4 separate regions of the Homo sapiens genome follow, and all the other regions are linked to region 4. Evidence: chromatin loops called from intact Hi-C (ENCODE). Cell type or tissue: endothelial cell of umbilical vein. All regions are shown on one strand. Region 1 overlaps TNIK (TRAF2 and NCK interacting kinase). Region 2 overlaps TNIK (TRAF2 and NCK interacting kinase). Region 3 overlaps TNIK (TRAF2 and NCK interacting kinase). Region 4 overlaps TNIK (TRAF2 and NCK interacting kinase).

What was found. A loop is a pair of places that touch in the nucleus more often than their neighbours do. Peaks named below come from ENCODE experiments on the same cell type or tissue, not always from the same donor. Only the 100,000 strongest peaks of a DNase experiment are listed, where the experiment ranks them.
Region 1: it touches region 4 in a loop (5-fold over the local background); 8 of 110 quality-filtered maps call a loop at or near these places.
Region 2: a loop joins it to region 4, with 2.0 times the contacts of the local background. A loop is called at or near these places in 4 of 110 quality-filtered maps.
Region 3: it touches region 4 in a loop (5-fold over the local background); 2 of 110 quality-filtered maps call a loop at or near these places.

What each region holds. Positions count from the first base shown.
Region 1 is chr3:171,202,743-171,207,742 of GRCh38, reverse strand. All of the region lies in intron 4 of TNIK (TRAF2 and NCK interacting kinase), which reads left to right. Among named protein-coding and RNA genes, the nearest start is that of MIR569, 98 kb to the right of the region's middle. RefSeq lists a silencer at 1,168-1,347 and an enhancer at 874-1,483. In endothelial cell of umbilical vein, no CTCF peak of the experiment used is centred here; DNase peaks (open chromatin) are centred at 1,262 and 2,712; H3K27ac peaks cover 2,849 bases.
Region 2 is chr3:171,353,527-171,358,526 of GRCh38, reverse strand. All of the region lies in intron 2 of TNIK (TRAF2 and NCK interacting kinase), which reads left to right. Among named protein-coding and RNA genes, the nearest start is that of TNIK, 100 kb to the left of the region's middle. In endothelial cell of umbilical vein, no CTCF peak of the experiment used is centred here; a DNase peak (open chromatin) is centred at 2,066; H3K27ac peaks cover 3,028 bases.
Region 3 is chr3:171,372,415-171,377,414 of GRCh38, reverse strand. The region is part of intron 1 of TNIK (TRAF2 and NCK interacting kinase); the gene reads left to right. Among named protein-coding and RNA genes, the nearest start is that of TNIK, 85 kb to the left of the region's middle. In endothelial cell of umbilical vein, no CTCF peak of the experiment used is centred here; DNase peaks (open chromatin) are centred at 1,214, 2,494 and 2,974; H3K27ac peaks cover 3,272 bases.
Region 4 is chr3:171,282,352-171,287,351 of GRCh38, reverse strand. All of the region lies in intron 2 of TNIK (TRAF2 and NCK interacting kinase), which reads left to right. Among named protein-coding and RNA genes, the nearest start is that of TNIK, 180 kb to the left of the region's middle. RefSeq lists an enhancer at 1,947-2,006. In endothelial cell of umbilical vein, no CTCF peak of the experiment used is centred here; DNase peaks (open chromatin) are centred at 311, 2,451, 2,821 and 3,801; H3K27ac peaks cover 2,906 bases.

The DNA.
Region 1 (5,000 bases), 80 kb after region 4:
GTGTTTCCAAAGGACTTCTACATTGTCAACAATTTAGCATTTTAGCAGTGACTCTGAATTGCCAGAAGCTGCAGCAGATGACACGTAGAGAATGATAGCTATTATCCTCCAGCTCATTATCAGCACCCTGGAAGTCCCCCTTGCTCTCCCTCTCAATCACTGCCACCTCAAGGAAAACGGGTATCCTGACTTTTTTTCTCCCAGTTGTATTAAGATATAATCAACAAATAAAAACTGTATATTGGCTGGGCATGGTGGCTCATGTCTATTATCCCAGTACTTTTGGAGACCAAGGCTGGGAGGGTTGCTTGAGCCCAAGAGTCTGAGACCAGCGTGGGTAACATAGTGAGGCCTCATCTCTACCAAAAAAATTAAAATTTAAAAAAAAAGAAAAAGAATTTGTATATTGTTGGTGAGGATGTAGAGAGAAGGGAACCCTTGTATGCTGTTGGTGGAAATGTAAATTGGTACAGCCATGTGGAAAATACTACAGAGGTTTCTGAAAAAATTGGAAATAGAACTACCTTATGATCCAGAAGCCCCACCTCTGGATATATATCCAAAGGAAATAAAATCAGTATCTCAAAGAGGCATCTGAGCTCCTGTGTTCATTGCAGCAATATTTAGAATAGCCAAGGAATGATAGCTATTTTATAGTTGTCTGTAGAAAGGTGTTTTCTTTGGTCAGGGCTATGGTTCTCAATTTAAAAAAAAAAAGCATTAATGTAGATTTATAACCATCTCCCAGCATATCACCTGAGCTAGAACAGCTATTTCTAGATGAGCCACACCTAGCTATTAATTTCATTCATTTTGTGAGATGGGCCAGATAGAAAAGTTGGTTTTCATGTTAAGTTGAATTATTAAAATTGGGGTAATTGGGGTGTTTATTTACGAATCGTTGGTTGAGGGAAGGAGAGGGGTGGTTAATAGGGCTTGACTCTTTTTCGCCCTTTTGCAGATCCTGAGATGTTTTAAGTTGGAAGAAGAATTAGTCATGATAAACTTTGCTGGGTCCAGTGAAGTTAATTGACTTTCCCCGGGCCTCAAAACTCATTAGTGGATGATGCAGGACCAGATTGCAGACATCCTAAAACATAACACTTTAGCTTGGTTGGAAGTTCTGTGAAAGCCCCCTGGAAGTTTTTGTTAAAAACTGAGCAAAATCTTCAGTCCATTTTCAGATAGGTACTTGGAGAAAGCAGCACACCTGCTGGCATCTGCATGGTGTTAATGGGAGGTATTGTACTCTGGAAATGAGTCACTTCCCACTAGTTCTCACCCTGGCCAATTGCTCTTCTCATGGAGATGGCTGTTGTTGCTGGGAACCAAAAGCCTGATGTGTATGTGTTCATTTATTTACTCCCCAGTCATTCATTCATTCTTCCATATATATATATATATATACACGAACATATATATCTCCATATATTCATTTATTTGTCTGTGTGTACATACATATGTATATGTATATATTATCATATCATCATATATATACATGGCTAGTATAGATACATATATATACTGGCTAGGCACAAGGCACTCTTCCAAGCACTCAGGATATAACAGTGAACAAAATTTATGAAAGTACTTATTTTAATGCAGCTTACATTCTTGCTGTAGACTACAAACAATAAACATAATAAATAAGACAATTACAGAGGATGCTGGAAGCTAGTAAGTACCTGGTGGAGTACTAATTGGGAATGCAGGTAAGGGTTGCAATGTGTTATGGACTAAACATTTGTGTGCCCCCAAAATTCATATATTGAAATCCTAACTTTCAATGTGATGGTATTAGGAGGTGAGGCCTTTGGCAGGTGATCAGGTGATGAGGGTGGAGCCCTTATAAATGGGATTAGTGCCCTCATAAAAAGAACCCAGAGAGCTCCCTTGCTGTCTTTCTGAGAAGTTAACAGTCTGCAACCTGGATCCAGATCATTCAGGGCTTTGCAGGCCATTGGAAAGACCTCGGCTTTTACTCTGCATTAGGTGGGAGAGCCATGGAGGGTTTTGAACATGGAGTGAGGGGGATGGGATCTGACCCACATACTGAAGGGGTCACTTCAGTTGCTGGCTTGCGAATAGACCAGATGGGTCAAGGAGAGAAACAGGAGACCAGTTAGGAAACTGTTTTAGTAAGTGAATCCCCTTCCTGAACTTGATGAAGGGGGGATCTGCAAGTAGTGAGCACTTCCAAACTGGACCACATGGGGAGGAATTCTGCCATCACATTCAACTTACCCCACTTCAATTAAATGCAATTAACTGCAGGTAACAAAATGTGGAAGTTACAGCTCCTACATTCTGCCAGGTTTGAAGGACAAAGGGCCTAGCACTCGTCAGACTCGCGTCTATGCAGAGGGCTGCTCTGACCATCCCTTCTAGCAATTGTCTAGTAGCTTCTTTCTTACCAAAGATGAAGATAAAAGCTATGAAAGGCCTCATAAGGGCAAGAGCGTCATTTCTTTTCCTAGTTGATTGATGTGGTGACAAATCAAGAAAGAACTAGGAAGAAGAAAGACAGAAACATAATAGTTAGGAAATTAATATCAGATTACAATATTGGTGGGAACACAGTCATAGAATATAACAGTACATACTTATTCCAAGGCCTCTGACTCACTAAATTTGGGGCATTCTCTGTTAATAAGAACAATGGTAGGAAATATTTATCACCTGCTTACCATGGGCCAAGTACTATGCTTGTTTACTTTGTCATATTATCTTATTAGATTTTTGCAGCCATTCTGCAAATCAAGTATTATCCCTACTCTGCAGATGGAGGAAACTAGGCTCAGAGAGTCCAGAAGTTTGTCCAAGGTCTTATAGCAAGTCCGTGATGAAGCCAGCATGCTAGCTAACCCCAAGCTGTCTGATTCCAGAATCAAGCCCTTAAACCCTACACTCTTCTCCTTTGGTCATGAAAAATAGTTCTGATATCAGAAGCTGATGTTCTAAATAGGATTGAAGATTTATGTTTAAATAAATTTAGTTTAACTTCACCTTTAATCTGTACTCCTCTATTTACCCAATATTCAAAGAGCAAGTAAGACCTGTTAGCTACTAATAAGAGTGCTGTAAACTCTAAGAAATACATTTTGAAAAGTGCGTTAGGTGCTTTGGGAATGTTTTATCAAATAATTGCAAAGGTCATAGATAGTTGACTCTTCAGACTAGTGGCATTTTGTTAGGATTACGTTTGTATAAAAATATTATGAATTATATAGAGGCATGGCCTAAAGCAACTAAAAGCAGCACTTTCTAACATTTATTCTCTGTATTCAGACTACATGAAATATTCCCCAGATATTTATTTTGCTATGGCTGGAGGACAGGTTTGCATATATCCCACTAGCCAATGTATGTCCTGTTTCAGGTGTCTGATTGAATTATAATCTGTACGAATCCTATCAGTCTTGTTGTAGAGATAAACTCTTGTTTAGCACTAGCTCTTTGTGGAAATACAACTACTTCAGATAATGGCCAAGTAATTCTCCTTTATCAACTGCTCAGGGTCTGATCCGGAAATCAAAAAAGGGAGCCCTTTCAATAAAGATTCTGATCTCTCGGAAACAAGGCAAGCTCTGACACACAACATCTCATTCTGCTGCCTATCAGTGATGAGAGGCTCTCCATTTTGCTGCATGCCATTCAGACACTGGGAGGGAGGGAGAAATACTGTTTAGTAAATTAACTAATTTCTCAAAAATTACAATGTGAACTCACACATATTTTGCTGTCTTTTTTGATACCACCATAATACAGGGCTAGAATATCTCGTAACAGGAAATAAATTTGTAATCATCTTCTGAAATGTAGGGTGGTCAAGTAAGATAGCAGATTTTTGCCCTGTAGCGGCTCAATAATCTATTCATCAAGTTTTCACACGGTACACTTGCAGAGCCAAGACTTAAGAAATTATACCGTGTGCGTTTTAAGGACAAAGATTCTGACAGCCTGGGAATCTGGAGACCCAGAGTCAAACCTCGGGAGAACCAATGTGTCTGGCATTTGGATTCTACTTTATAAAAATGATAATATTAGACTAGTTCTTAGTTGGCAAACTGGCAGCCTAGAGGCTAAATGCTGCCATGATAAATATGTTGAGTTTGGTTCACATAAGGTGGTGGTGGTTTAATTATGCCAACATTAGAAAATTTGAGCAGTTTCACAGAAAAGTCTGGATTCTTGAAAAGTTTTGAAAAATAAAATGATCTAGAAATATTGGGCCTGAAATTTCAAATAGTAGCAGTATTTTAGAGCAGTGTACCAGCTGTTTAGAGGGCACATATCAAATTTGCACCAGAGGCCCCAACATCCCCTGTTGTCTTCCATACATACTCAATTTCATGTATTCACATTACTTGCCCAGCCCCTGTGTAAGATCGTCTCAGAATAAGATACTGGGATGAACTAAGAAACAAACTCATTCAACTACCCATGAAAGGTCCTTTTTAGACTCTGCATTGATGTTGGCCACAACTCCTAAACCTAATTCTGCAGTATTTTGGATTTACATTGTTATAGCGTCTTGGCTTGGTAAAAATAATGCCCACTTCAATTTTGATTGTTTTAACATTTAAATGTTAGGTACTGCAGATAATGCCATTAAAAATTTAACCACCCTTGTGTGACGTGGAGGTTGTAGGAAAAAAAAAAAATTAACCACTCATAGCTGAATCCTTTGAACAGTTAAAATTTATCTTTTGTTAATGCTGTGTATCAGAAATGAGGCTTTTAAAACTTGTTTTGATTAGTGTTTGTTACTTTTATAAGTAAACAGCTCCTTTCCTTCATATACAGAGCCTACGTCACTTGTCTGGAGGAGTTATTTAGTCTTGTTATTTGTGAGCAGAAATTTTTAAAAGGTTGAATTTGGCAAATATAGATATGCCTAACATGGTAAGAGGAATGATTGTAAACAGTCTCCCAGTTTCAGAGCTGCCACATTGCAAGACCTATAGAGACACAAGGTAAGTTACGTAGATACAAACACA
Region 2 (5,000 bases), 71 kb before region 4:
ATAATCCCCGGTCAAGGGTGGGGCCAGGTGTAGATGATTGAATCCTGGGGGCAGTTTCCCTCATACTGTTCTCGTGTAGTGAATAACTCTCAAGAGACCTGATGGTTTTATAAAGGGGAGTTGCCCTACACAAGCATTCTTGTCTGCACCATGTAAGATGTGACTTCGCTCCTCATTCACTTCCGGCCATGACTGTGAGGCTTCCCCGGCCATGTGGAACTGTGAGTCAATTAAACCTCTTTCCTTTATAAATTACTCAGTCTCAGGTATGTCTTTATTAGCAGTGCAAAAACAGACTAATACATTTTCTATATTAAAATGTCTGGGCTGTGGTTATTTTTATTACAATTTTACAAATGAGATTTCTCTTTACCTTAAATGTATCAACTATTTTTTAAAGCAGCAAAACATTTTTCCCCCACAGGAAACTCCAGTATTTGACACAATAGCAGGATGTTCTGGGAGGATAGTTAGGATCTACCTCATGGAGCCGTCCCTTTGCCGACACAACACTCCCCGATGCACCTCTACCTCCCTCCACAGAGTAGCCCCACACTTGGAGCTCCAGGGAGCACAGTTCTACATCCCCAGTCACAGGTTCCTATGACATGACCTCTGCCTCCCCCTCCAGCCTCATCTACGGCCCATCCTGATTCCCACTGTGTCCATCTATGGTAGCACATTGCGGGGCATTCGTGCACACTGCACACGGTGTCTGTTTATCCGTGCTGTGCCCTTCCTCACCCCCTGTTGGCTAGCAACCATACTATATCCTTAACACTTGGTTCAGGCAGCACCTGCCCAATGGGGTTTGATGGTTTTCCCTGCCTCTTCTCTCCGTACTCTGACCTGTTTGTAATCCTCTGTCTGGCTGTCTCCTATTCCAAACTGAGTCAGGGACATTACCTTACTGTTTCTCTAGTACCAATACAGAGTAGGTAGTTATAAATATGTACCAAAAAAAAAAAAAAAAAAGTACAGAGGCTGAGGCAGATGGATCACCTGAGGTCAGGAGTTTGAGACCAGCCTGGCCAAAATGGCAAAACCCCGTCTCTGCTAAAAATACAAAAACTAGCTGAGTGTGGTGGTCTGGGCCTGTAATCCCAGCTACTCGGGAGGCTGAGGCAGAAGAATCACTTGAACCTGGGAGATGGAGGTTGCAATGAGCTGAGATCATGCCACTGCACACTCCAGCCTGGGCCACAAAGGGAGACTCCATCTCAAAAAAAAAAAAAAATTCTGCTGAGTTTGGAATGCCCTAACTCAGTGAGATATGTTTAGGTTTGCTTCATCTCAACTGTTTGAGTATATAAATTAAGGAGACTGACACAAAATATAATATTTAGTAGCCAACAGCAGTTTGATACCTGATAAGTAAAAACAGTGTCCGCCTACCATCTAATATGACAGAAGAGAATAGGACAAAGAAAAAAATTGTTTTCCCTTCTTTTTAAAACTGGCTTTATGATTCTAAGGCTGTTTTTGTGGCTAAGCACAAAGAACCACAGCTCATCTGAACTTTTAAATAGCCCATTGCACACTTTTGATATCAGAGATGGGTTTTTGGAGGTTGTTTTCCATCTTCTACCATGTCTTTGGGACTGTAGAGTTAAACGTTGACATCACTGATATCAATCATAAAACATAAAACAATGGTTTTGAAACCTTCATATTCATTATTTCATTTGACCTTCACAGTAACCCCATAAGTTAGATAGAAGAGGTATGATTAACCTTGTCTTAAAGGAGAGAAATTTAGGTCTGAGAGTTTATAAATGTCTTCCCTTGAAGCCCCCAGGTAAGTAGTAGAGCATGACTCCTGATCGAGTCGCCTAAATTATCTTACCTCCACTCAGAAGTTTCCCAGGAGGAAATTTGTGTATAACATCTCCTTAAATGTTTGGCAAAGATTGGTTTTGCCCTGCCCTTCCATTGCATGTTTAGAATATTTTAAGTAGATTCTTGATAAGTCTGAATTTATACTATAGAGCAGCGATGCCATAGCCTGTTTCAATATATAGTGCTTCTCATCTTTATAGCAAAAATACTAAAAGGTGATTCATGGCTTGGTGATTACTCATTGATTTCTTAGTAAATGGGGACACTGTGTTTTTGTACAACAAACACAATTGTGTTTTCCCAGAAAGATAAGAAGTGGATTCTTTTCCACCTACAAAAAAGGAAGCGGCATACCTTGGGCTACTTACATTTTACAATATAAAATACATCTGTGTTGATTATTTAAGGGAGTTGGTTGCCTCGTTTCTCAGAAAGGAGGAAGAAATTTCTAGACTTCTTAAAAAATCAGCTCCAATAGCCAGGTGCATTATGATTTTTTTTTCCCCCCAGAAAAACTCTATATTCAGACTGGAGCTTGATAAATGTTTGTTGAAATGAATTGAATTGATTTATTCGCTCAGCTTCAGTTGTGTGATTTTGTGAGCAAATGGATGAATCTTACTGCTCTGGAGACCACGCAAATATTTGCCAGGTGTATAATTTGTACTTTTCCTCTATTCCAAGCAGGGGGAAGGCCAGTTACCTGTTACCTGGTGTGGCATTGTAGCAAGTTGCTTACTCTTTGCTTTTATATTTCCTCCTTTACAGGGATGCCTAGGTTTGTGTGTTTGGGGTTGAGGGTGGGGAGAGACAATGAAATAGAGGATGGAAAGAAAGAATTTCTGGGTATTGTAGAGGAGGATGACCTGGCTACAATACCGAGATGTAATCTCTTGGATAATTTGCATGACTGCAAGTTAGGAATACCTGTGACTCTCTATTTCCGTTTCCATTAAGGATCACATTATTCACTTTTTTCCTTACAGGTTTTAGTTATATAACATCAGTAACCCAGGAATGCTAGAGATGCCTCTATCAGATACTTTCATGACAAGTTTTAGCCAGAGTTATCTCATTCTTTCTCTTTGTCAAAATAGTGAAAGTTAGTGAAAACAGGACAGTGTGTCCTCTTCTTTGGGTGGAGGCAAAGCTGATTTTATATTCTCTTCAAAAGAGTTGCAAATTAGGCAGATTCTGATTTCTCCCCAGCTAACACTTCTGGTGATTTCAGCTGGAGAAAATGAATGTTTTGTGGCCTAAATGTTTAGTACATTTTGTTCTACCATTTTGTACCCACTTGTGAACTTATGAAGAGACACTTCAAATACTTCAGAACTTCAAAACCTTTCCATTCCCTCAAGAAACCTATCACAGAAGCCAATCACCAAAGCCTCCCTCCTGCTCCATATGAATATGCCCCTCTGAGAGTGCTTCAGGGAGGAGGTGCCTGAAGCCAAGCCCTCTGAGGCAACCCCAGCTTTCATGGTCTGCTGTAGGATGGGGAAATGGGATGAGCAGATGATTAATACGGAGCCATGGCTGCTCTGTCCTTGGGGTTCCAGTTTATCTGTTGCTCAGAACAAGATTTGCTTGAATAAGACGAATGCCTACGGTTAATCAGCTGAGTAAATAGTCATAAATTAAGATGTGACCAAGAATCCAGTGTTCACAGGGGATGGGGGAAAATACAAGACAGAAAAGACAAAAACAAAAAAAAGTCTGCTAACAGAACCCAAAACAGAATAGCAACATTGAAAACAGAACGCTCTTTGAGTATTGTTTTCTAGTCTAGAAGCATAGGAGATTTATGGCTACCTGATTAAGTTGATGAGTAATACTATGGTCAGATGTGCTCTTTGAAATTTGGCCTAAGTACTATGCATCATGGTGTTACCTCTCTCTGAAATCTATATATTTGTGAATAGCTAAAAGTAAGATAGGTATTGACAATGTTTTCTTTCACAGCCCAATCACTACTTAAATTATTTCTCCCTCAGCAGTCTTAATCTACATTCTCAGTGTTGAAGAAACTCCTTAGTCTGTGCAACAGTCTCTAGGGAGTATCTTTGCATTTCTAACAATCAACTCTGGAGATTAATTGGGATTATGAGGCCCATTTGCTCATAATCATAAGATTTCAGTGTCTGACTCAGGATCTTGTTTCTCAGGAAGCCCAAGGGTAAGGACACAGAGAACTCCTAGGCTTTAGTCTTGTGTCAGCCGAGTCCTGCTACAAGCTGCCCTTTTGGCCCTCCGAGGTCCTGGAGGTTTTCTTTTGAAATTTCCTTGAGGAACACGGCTCAGGTAGTGGACCAGCTCAGGTGCTCTAATTTCAGTGTGAGTCTGTGGGCAGTTGCACTCAACTACTTCTCCGTGGCTGGTGTCTGTTTCCAAAGTAAATACAGGGGAGAAAATCCCCTTTTTACAATCAGCAATTTGGGTTAGAGCAGAAGCAGTGAAAGTGCCTAATGCTGAAAATTAGTTTTTTAAAACAAGGATAGCTATACAAAGGTGTGTAAATCTACATATATATTACATATATATAATGAATTTGGTGTTTGTGCTGAGTTCTATGCTTTACTGGGAGTGAGTTTCTAAATTGTTATCAGTTCAAGAAAATTTTTTTTTCTTGGTAGCGCAGTGTCACCCTAAGACATGAATGTGGTCTTAAGGGCTGATTTTGCTAGAATAATGGCACTTTATACTAACATACACCTTTTGGGGGCATTTGGAGGGTAGAGGATATCTACAAAAAATTCTCCAGAATAAACATTTTAAGAAATCATAGATATTAACTCTGAAGAAGTACCAGGACCACAATCATTACTGCCTACTATTACTAAGAGAAGAAAAAATAAGTTAACTTTTTAACTCAGCTTGGATGAAGGCTGGGCATCCAAAATAAAAACTTTGATTTGTAGGCAAAACACCCATGTGGAAGGTCACATTGCAGAAGAATATTGCTGTCTTCCTAGACTTGAACCTCAGAGGTTAAGATGAGTTCAGAACTCTTGATAGTTTAAGAGCCATCTCTTTATTTTTTTTAATCCTGAGTCATCTCTTGTAGTCAGGTGTTTCATAGATTTAGTATGTGCTTTGGTTGGCAGTTCTTGTCTTTACTTGTTAATGTGTCTCTTTAAAAGCTCAAGGACCGACCTTGT
Region 3 (5,000 bases), 90 kb before region 4:
AGCTGCAGGGTCTTGAGTGAAGCAGCTGAGCGGGGAGGGTGATCTAAAGCAGTGTCACTGCTGGCTGCTGCACATTAGCAGGTGAAACTAAGCAGACTGCAAACCAAACAGGAGGTGAGGAGGCTCCAGTCTCCCTGTTCTGAGAGATGAAAGCCAAACTGGAAGCTACCAGTATCGAGGGTTAGTTCCTGGAGGTTTGGCTGTGTTCTGCCAGTAGCCAGCTGATCATTGAGGAGCTGGTATTAGTAAGAGGATACCAACACTAGCCAGGAACAGCTCTATCGGAGCAGTTTGTGTCCTGGAATCAGCCTACACTCAGGACAGCCCTTCCCAAAAGACGATGCTTGACACAGGGAGCTGGGGAGTTACCTAGAACATTCATACGCAGGATGCGACATTGTAAAAATGCAGGCCAAAGGGCACTTTCCCAAATTACAGATGAAGAAAACTGGAATATGAGGGGTGAAAGAACTCTAGTAAGGAGTGGAATCCAGACTTGAACCCTAATTGTTTTGGACCAGTCCTGTGATAGGTTTGCATAGTTTAATTTGTCCTACACTGATGATCAAGTAAGAAAAATCAACAATCAGTATTTTACCTACCTATAGCCATATCTCTCTCATCTATCTATCTATCTATCTATCTATCTATCTATCTATCTATCTATCATCTATCTATCTATCTGTATATATTTATGTTTTTTACTTGAATTATCTATTCCAGTTGAGATGACTTCTTTGGGCCAGCAGGTTAATGAAGATATGCTTCTGGGCTATATTCCAGATCTCCTGGATCAATACTCTTGGAGCACCTTTTCTCATATGCTGCTTGTCGTTATGATGATCTAATCACTATGTACGTGTAGTAAGTTGCTCATGTCTGCTTCCTTCCTTAGATTGGAAGCACCATGAAGCAGGGGCCATGTACCCCACTGCCTCTACCTTGGACAGTGTATAACACACAGTAGGTGGCGAGGGAGGGTGCCAGGTAGCAGTCAGGGATTAAATAAATCTTACTGTGTAAAGCAAGACCTTTGACTCTGCAAACCTCTACTGCTTTAGAAGAGGGGAAGTTAAAGTAAAAAATTACCTTTGAGGGAACTTGCCTGGCTGTGAGTGCAGCATAAACTAGAATCTGGGGGTTGTTGAGTCAGCACAGTTTCCTAATGCTGTACTTTCGAAGATGATGTTGAAAAGCCTGAAGCCTCAAGATAAATGTGGAGAGTTCTCCTACTGTTCCTGTTTTCTTTGTTCTGTTTTGCTTTTGTAAGCATATGCTTGTCAGTTAGGGCTGAAACCAAACAAAACAGCTGCTAAATATGGTTCTAAAAGAAATAACATTTTGGTCTTCTTAAGGCCCGTAAGTTTAGAGTAAGCACAGTCGTTTGGCAGATGTCAATAGGGAATCCGGGGGTAGCAGTCATTCTGGGAGCACTATCAGCCATCCGTATTCTGTTGGGTGTATTTTACCCTGCCAGAGGACTGGTGGCCTCAAGTAAAAGATTCTGTCACAGAACGGCTGTGTCTTTAAGAGGCGTTTTGGAGGAGGGGTGTCTAGAGTCTGTGTAGGCCATTTGCTCATGATCCGTGTCAATTTCATTTTCAAAGAAGTGGGGAGGCATTGGAAAGAATATGTATCATCTTTTATGATGTGAAGGAAATAGTCATCCTAGTTACAGACTTAAGTTTGCCTTTTTCAATCTTTGGGATTTAGCCCAGTGGTGTTATTTAGTGTTCTTATAAATCCAGTATCATTCAGAGGACCTGGAGGAATTAAAGCATAACCTAGTGGCAGGGAATATCAAACCCTAGATCTTAAATCTCTCCTCTCTGCTGTGAAGCTGGGCTTGAGCCTGCCAATGCCATCTAAATTTCATCAGCTGAAAGAAAGAGTATTTATTTCAACATCCAAGGAACCCCCAAAACTTAATGCGCCTTCTCAATTGTCTAACTAATTTTTAAAGAGACATACATTTTGTCCATAAATACCTGACTCTGTTTGCTAAGCATGTGGTGGGTAATATTATTGGTTGAAAAGCAATAGGTTTTCGTTTACTGGCCAGATTAGTTTTATTGGCTTTTTTAGTTGAAAATCTATAAAATGCGGACTGAATTTTACTGTGGCATATTCTTTGTTTATTACATGAACTCATTTTCAAAGATGAAAAAGAAAAGGGAGGAAGAAAATGAATATTTATTAAAGTCCTATTACATATCAGGCCCCAAGCTAGTCTAGACACTCACAGTTCTCATTGTATCTCCCAAGGGAGGTAATCCTGTCCACATTTTAAAGATGAGGAAACTGAGGTTCAATGCAGTTCTGAAACTGGCTCAAGGTTAGAGAGCTACCAGGTGGTAAACCAAGGGCTGGGGATTATGGTTCCATGAAGCTATGATATAGTGATTAGGAACTCAAGGTTTGGAGTCTGACCATCTGAGTCAACATCCTGGCTCTGCCGCTCATTAGTAGTGTGACCCTGACTAAGCATTTAATCCCTCCGTGCCTCCATTTCCTAATCTGTAAAACAAAGATAATGATAGCATCCACTTGATAAAGCTGTGATAAATGAGCTATTCATGAAAAATGCTTAGAATCGTTTCTGACACATAAGTCCTCATGAAATGTTCACTATTACTGTAATTTTTATTGTCATGACTAACCAAGTTTGCTTTTATCAGTACTGGCTGAAAAATTACATTTTCTTTCAAGGAATAGTCTACCTTTTGATATGTAGTTATATTTCATTATGAAATAATGTAAACTACTCTACCTTAGAATTAAATTCTCTTCTCACCCTCCCAGCAAAGGTTAAGATCTGAATAAAGGCATGTGTGGCCAACAGGGATTCTTGACTTTGGTAAATGTCAATGATTTGCTCTTTTCTCCTTGGTGTATGTAACTTTCTTCCATGCTGCTCATCCTGGCTTTAAGAGCAGCTAAGCAAACACAAGAGGGAGAATTAAGTGGATTTCTTATCTCTTAGCTTTCCTGTCTTTGTAACATGATTATTAGGTACAGCTTCCTCTCCTTGCTGCACATTCTGTTGGCCACATTCTGACAGCCTGTCTTCTCAATGCACGTGAGGCACAGTTTACTACAACAGGCTCTATGGATTTTATTTTTTTAAGCTGGGAATACTACAGGGGCTTTTACATGTGACAGTTTTGTCCATTTGGGATTGGGGTAAGGAGGATAGAGGGCACAGTGGTAAAACAACTTGTCTAGATTTAAAAGAAATGATGTAAGTTTGCTAGACCTTTGGCTCTACATTCTGATCCCATTTTTTGTGATTTGCACTATACATGTCTTGAAGAATTGGGAGTGGGACATCAACCTTATTCAGTAAATAGTTATATCTAGCAGTTATGTATTGGACAGCATGCTAAGTGCTGGAAATACCAAGATAAATATGTTACAGTGCTTGCTCTTGAGGCATTTGTAATTCATCAAGGGAGAGAAATGTAAGAGAGGCTAGCACTATGTGAAAATGGTTATCATAGAGCTGTGCACAACATATTGCGGCTGCAGAGAGAGAGAGGCAGTGACGCTGATTTAAGAAGGGCTTCAGAAAGGAGGCAGCAAGCTGGGCTTTCAAGGATGGGCTTGCCTCATAAAGAAAGCAGAAGGAATAATCTTGGCAGATGGGCAGTATGAACCAAGAGCTGAGTGTGGTATGTTAGGGACATGAGGGACATGTGTTGGTTATAGTACAGAATGATGGAACACAAGGCTGGGAATCGAGGCCAGGCCTAAGAATGACATGACCTTGACTTTCAGTTTGAACCGTATCTTGTATTATTTTAAATCATGGAGTGTCATGATTAGAAATGTCTGTTTTAGAAAGATCAGTATGGAGAATAGCTTAGAAGGAAGAAAGAATTAACTAAAAGCAAATGGTCCCAGAAAAAGATGATGAAGCCTGTTGTGTGAATGGAGTGGAGTAGATGGATATGGTGGACATTTGGAGATAAGATCATTGACACTTAGTGAACAAAATTAGGGGAGTGGTGGACAAGGGTGGAAACTTAGGGGAAGGTACCTAGAAGGTGTGAGCAGAAGAAATATTATAGAATCTGTGAGAGAGACTAAGAGGTATGATAGAAGATGGTGGAGGGATATATTTTCAACAGGAGTAGTGATGCTCAGGAGTATAAATGCCTCAAAAGGGACAACTAGGACAGGACTGAGAAGCAACCACTATGTGTAAGAAATTGAGGTTCATGGTGACCTTTTGGGGAAATTACTTTAGAGGTACTCTAGAATGGAGAAAACAGCTAAATGCTTATACTGTTCAAGCTGTATCACAATTCTACAAGGATGTAACTAATGATGAAATGCATTTGTGTGAAAGACTATTCACAAACATTCAGCTCTCCAGGCGCTTGGATTGGGGGAAAGAGAGAAGAGAGCCTAGGGTCAGTACTGAGGTGTCACTGAATAATACCTCTGACTTCCATATCTAGGGTTTCAAAGAGCCCCCTCCTTGCAAATACCATGACTCATGCTATTTTGCTTTGTTACTCTCAGGATACTGTAGACTGTAGATGCTTATAGACTTCTCTTTTGATTCCAGACTGGTTCTTATTTCTAGCCATGGTGCTTGTAGTGTATGTTGTGGTATGTCACACAGAGCTCAGTTCTCCACTGCTGAGGCACTCAGTTGTCCACCTTCTGGGAGTGTAGGTAGCTAGGGATGACGTTCATCTGAAAAATGTCCTCAGCTGAACAGTGTCAGTTCACCTAAGATTGTTACCTCTGGGACGGGTATTGGGGGGCATCCCACATGCAGTGACTAGTCAATGGAGATGGGATGCAAAGTCCTGATGCTTCCAGGTAGGATAATTCTCCAGGGCTGTCCTAGCTCCAGCACTTCCATGGATCAGATGAAGTTTTTGTTACCACTACATTTCAGTTCAGCTCTTCCTTTGGCTCAGTCCAGTTCTTCCTTTACTCCCCGGCAGGTGTTGATTCTGAGGCATACCCCAATAAACTCACACAGT
Region 4 (5,000 bases):
ATCTGAGTCCACATTTTAGATATATTGAATTTGAAAAGAATCAATGATAAAAATAGGACTTGACAACATAACTAATAGTTGAAAATTTTCTTAACAATGAAAATGAGAATTTTTGTTCAATTTTGAGGGTTTTTTTTGTTGTTTCTGTTTTTGTTTTGTTTTGAGTTTTTCAGTTGGCCTATGGGAAGAAATATTTGCAGCAGCATATAATACCCAGAATAATCTTGAACTTGCCCTGAGGACTGTAGGGAAAACCCCTACTTGCCTTAGCATGTTCTTGGAAACAATACCACAAAGTGATTTATGTTTTTCTATGAGAACAACATTGTGAAAGCAGCATCTTTTCTGACCAAAGACTTGGCATCATATAAACCATCTTACCAACAGTACGCCATAAAAACAGATATGAATACAAAAAGTAAAATTCTAGCATCATAAACCTAAGTTAAAGAAGGTTTAAATTGCTGTAGCAATTGATCATTACAAGAGGACTCCCTGACTATAACAGCACACAGAGCTCTTCAAACTACAACATTGTGTCATAAATGAGATTGTGTAAATAGAAGTACCTTGCATAACCCTGGCTGGTAACTGGTATCAGGTAATGTTGATTGAGAACAAATATTAAATATCTGTTTGCTCTCCAAGGTGACATTTCTGCCTCTAAAGTTTTATGTTTCAATTTACAATGTCTACTTCTTGTTTGTTTGTTTTCTTGAGACAGAGTCTTGCTCTGTTGCCCAAGCTGGAGTGCAGGGGCATAATCTCAGTTCACTGCAACCTCTGCATCCTGGGTTCAAGTGATTCTTGTGCCTCAGCTTCCCCAGTAGCTGAGATTACAGGTGTGCATCAACACACCCAGCTAATTTTTGTATTTTTAGTAGAGATGGCGTTTCACCATGTTGCCCAGGCTGTACAATATATACTCTTATATTCTTAGACTATGAAAAATGACTTAAATTGTGGAGAAGTATGGGAAGACCTTCTTCTTCCAGAGATACCTGAATAGATCCTTCCCTATTGAATTTCCATGTAACGAGTCAGGGCATTCATGAATTGTCCTATTTTCAGTTAGTTTTCTAAGTACTATAGTAGGGACTCCTCAGATATCTGTTACAGTGGTGGATGAAGAAGGAGGAGAAGGAGAAGTTTTTAAAGTATAATAGCTAACCTAATCTTTTGTCTCTTCCACCATCTTTAGTTAATTCAGATGTTCTCCTTCAATGGCTCATCATCAGACATATACCCCTCTCCCCTCTCTCCCCAGCAAAGGCTAACCAGGAAATATGGAATAGTATTTATTTTGCCATAGGGTGTACTAGACATCTCCCAAGAATGCTAAGATAGGATAAGGCTGTATCCTCCTGATCCTTCAGGATGAGCAGGCCAAACCATCAAATGATCAAATTCCAGAATAGCCAATTTGCCCCGAAGTGATTTTGGTAAAGAATCCATTTGGAATAGTATTTCTCAACTCTCCGACTACATCAGAATCACCAAGGCCTGGGGCCTGCCCCAGACACTGATCCAGTTGTTCTGTGGCGAGATGGCAGTTAAAAAAACACACAAGAACTTTCAAGTGATTGTAATATACAGCCAGAGTTGAGAACAATTGGGCCAGAGCTTTCTTATCTGCCAAATAATGGAAGGCAGAATGGAGGAATAGGGGTTAATTTTATTAACATCTAATAAATTGATTTAAAATGAAAATGGGTGCCTCTTAATAATAATAATACTGATTTGGTGTTTATCATCTTACAGGCACTGTACACACATGAACACATTTAAACTGTGCCACAGCCTTCACTGTATAGGTGAGAAAACAGTCCTGAGTGTCAATTAACTTAGTCATAACAATATAGCTGCTGGCATTAGGATCCAGCTCTACTTCGGAAAAGCTCATCAGTTTCCACTCTACCACACCACCTCTACACTTTTACTTTCTCATCTACGTTTTTCTTTGAGGAGATGCAGTTAAAGTCAGGCAAGCTAACATATATTACCACTGATAACAAATTCAGCAGCCTAAGTATTGCTGAGGAATTTAAGTGGCTGATGTGTTTGTTCCAGTCTTGGGTAGAAATGATACATTATCAACAATTTATTTATTTATTAACAATTTATAAAGAAAACAGTTTTATCAAAAAATTATCAGCTTGAATTTTATGAATGAAGACAGATGATTCCTGTCCATGGAAAATAAATAGTCTGTATCCTTTAAATAATTTAAGGCACATTTCTTGCTAATATTCTGGGTCCACCTATGTCTTGCATTGAAAAAGTATTTACCTAATATCTTAAAGCAGGGCTATGATAACTTAGTTCTCAAGGAAAGAAGGTTTTAAAAATAATTTTCTCTGCTCTCCATTTCTCTTACTGTAAGCATGTGGCAAAGTCTTGGCATCTGCTCAGAATAAATTTTCTGCTTCCTTTCTGTCTTTTAGTCAGCGCACGCTTTCTCTGAGTTCTCCCCCTTACTCCTTCCCTGCTTTAGTAATCTACAGGAAACCAGACCTTACTAATTTGAGTGCTTGCTCTTAGAATTACTTATTACTGTATTAATACATATTTGCTAGAGTTTGTGGAGGATTTGTATTGCTCTAGGTGCTAATAAAAATGTGTAAAAGACAGGCCCCTTAAATAATGTGCAATTTTGAGGGAAACAACAAAGGCAAAAGGATTTCTTTGGGACTGGCTATTTGCAATAAATTGCTCATTTGATTTTATTTTTTATTTTTTTTTTAGCATGCAGGAGGTTTATTAAGAAATGCAATGACGGCAGGATTGGCCAGAGAGAGAAGTCAAGACATGATGCATTCTCAATGGAATGCCTCAGCTGACCATGTGGGGAGTTCTAAAGACGGACTGATGATTCAGAGTGCCCCATGTTGATTTATCAGTAATTTGTTTTGAGCTGCCCTGGAAAGCGGGTGTGAAGTTGGTTGAGAAGGCCCCAGATTTCTCATTTTAAAATGCTGCATGTGAGAGGACATTTTTCACAAAGAACTACTAAATTAAAAAATTGGGGAATAGAACCCTACTATGAACGGAGTGTGTTTCTTCTATTCAGGCACATATTTTTGCCTAATATCCAGATGCTGTTTCCAAAGCTATTTTTTCATGAAATTGTGTTGCTCTAGAATGCTCAATGGTTCTCAAATTTTAGTGTGCATCAGAATCTTAACAATGAGGGGCTAAGACACAAATTCCTGCCCTCCTCCCTGCCGCCCCCCTCCAGAGTTTCAGATTCATAGGTCTCGGTTGGGTCTGAGAATTTGCATTCCCAAGCAAGTTAACAGGTGATGCTGATGTTTCTCAGGGGATAACGGGCAAATGGTGAAACCCAGAAAGTTTTGTTTCTAGATATGAGATCCCATTGTCTTTGCCAATGAAGCTGTGCTGTAACTCCATCTTAACAAGTAACCCCAAATTATACCCACCTGAAAGACCTTTGTGGGTTGTGGAAAACCTGGAAGATGGCTGAGAGACAGTACCCTCGAAGTAGTTCTGAGGAGATTGTTCTGCTTGTATTCCCATGCAGCGCCATCACTGCCTGACTTCCTTATGTGTGTCTGATTTGAGGCAGTTCTCTAGGAACCAGTTCCTGGTGCTGCAGTGCCACTGGCAGCTTCCCAGGGCTTCCAGAACCCTAGTGGCATGGTGGGAACTCCTGTTCCTCACCCGACCTCTCCACAGCCCTGGACCTGTAAGGTTTCTTCCAGGCTACATGGAATTAGATTTCCACTTTTCCTTGGTTCACAGGGGGCAGGAGCCAGGTTGGAACGGCTGCCAAGGAGACTGTCTTTTTTCAGAGCCCTTAACTGGCAGTCAGCAAGACCGAACTCCTCTGCTCCTTGGTGAATGGTGATGCTGATTATTTGGAAGCTTTAGCACCAAAGTTTGAAATTCCCCTAAGTGAATGGTTTTGGCGATCCCCTTCCTTTAGTTATACTATTGGCTTTCTCTCATGTTCATTTAGGTTGCCAAATCTTCTGTATAATCCTCATCCCCCATCAAAAGAGAAAAAAGAAAAAAGAAAAAGAGTAGTTCTATTTTTGTGGAAAAAGAGGAAAGAATCCAGGAAACATTTCAGAGAACTGTATGTTTTCTTAGTTCCTTCTCTCCAGACACGAAATCCAAGGAGTATTTGGTCAGTTGCTAACATTACATGAGGGGCTTTTTTTTTTTTTTAAAGTAGGTATAAAATTTAACTTCTCTGCCCACCTCCTGACAAGAAACTGTGGAAAATATCCAGTTTACACAATTTGAATAAAATTATTCCTTGATAAAGGTCACGTTTTCTTATTCATAAGAATCTTCACAGGAAGATAGCATGGAAAGGGACTAATAGGTGCCCAGGTTCCACTCTGATTGTGCAGAGAATATAAGGCGGGCCCAGGCTGTAAGGAGCCCTCCTACATCATTCTGCTGGTAGAATTAACAGCAGCAATTGCCCAGGTCTGTTGTAAGATTAGGATTCTGCCCACCCTCTGGAGCTGCCACCATTCTGCCTTCTCTTTCTTAGAGTTTTGTATTCTAAGTTTTTACTTTGAATCTTGAGAATAGAAAATAGTTTTCAGTCTCTTGAGATTTTACATAGTTTGTCCATGAGCTTCAGAAATGAGTTCAGTGTAACTGCTTAGATACCTCGATTTATCTTTTTCAGTTTCATTTGTTATTTTTAAAATGCTTTAAGATACGATTAAGAGGCCGGGCGTGGTGGCTCATGCCTGTAATCCCAGCACTTTGGGAGGCCGAGGCAGGTGGATCACCTAAGGCCAGGAGTTCGGGACCAGCCTGGCCAACATGGCGAAACCCCGTCTTTACTAAAAATACAAAAAAATTAGCTGGGCGTGGTGTCAGGCACCCATAATTGCAGCTACTCAGGAGGCTGAGGCAGGAGAAGTGCTTGAACCCAGGAGTTGGAGGTTGCAGTGAGCTGAGATCGCGCCATTGTACTCCAGCCTGGGCAACAAGAGCGAAACTCCATCTCAAAAAAA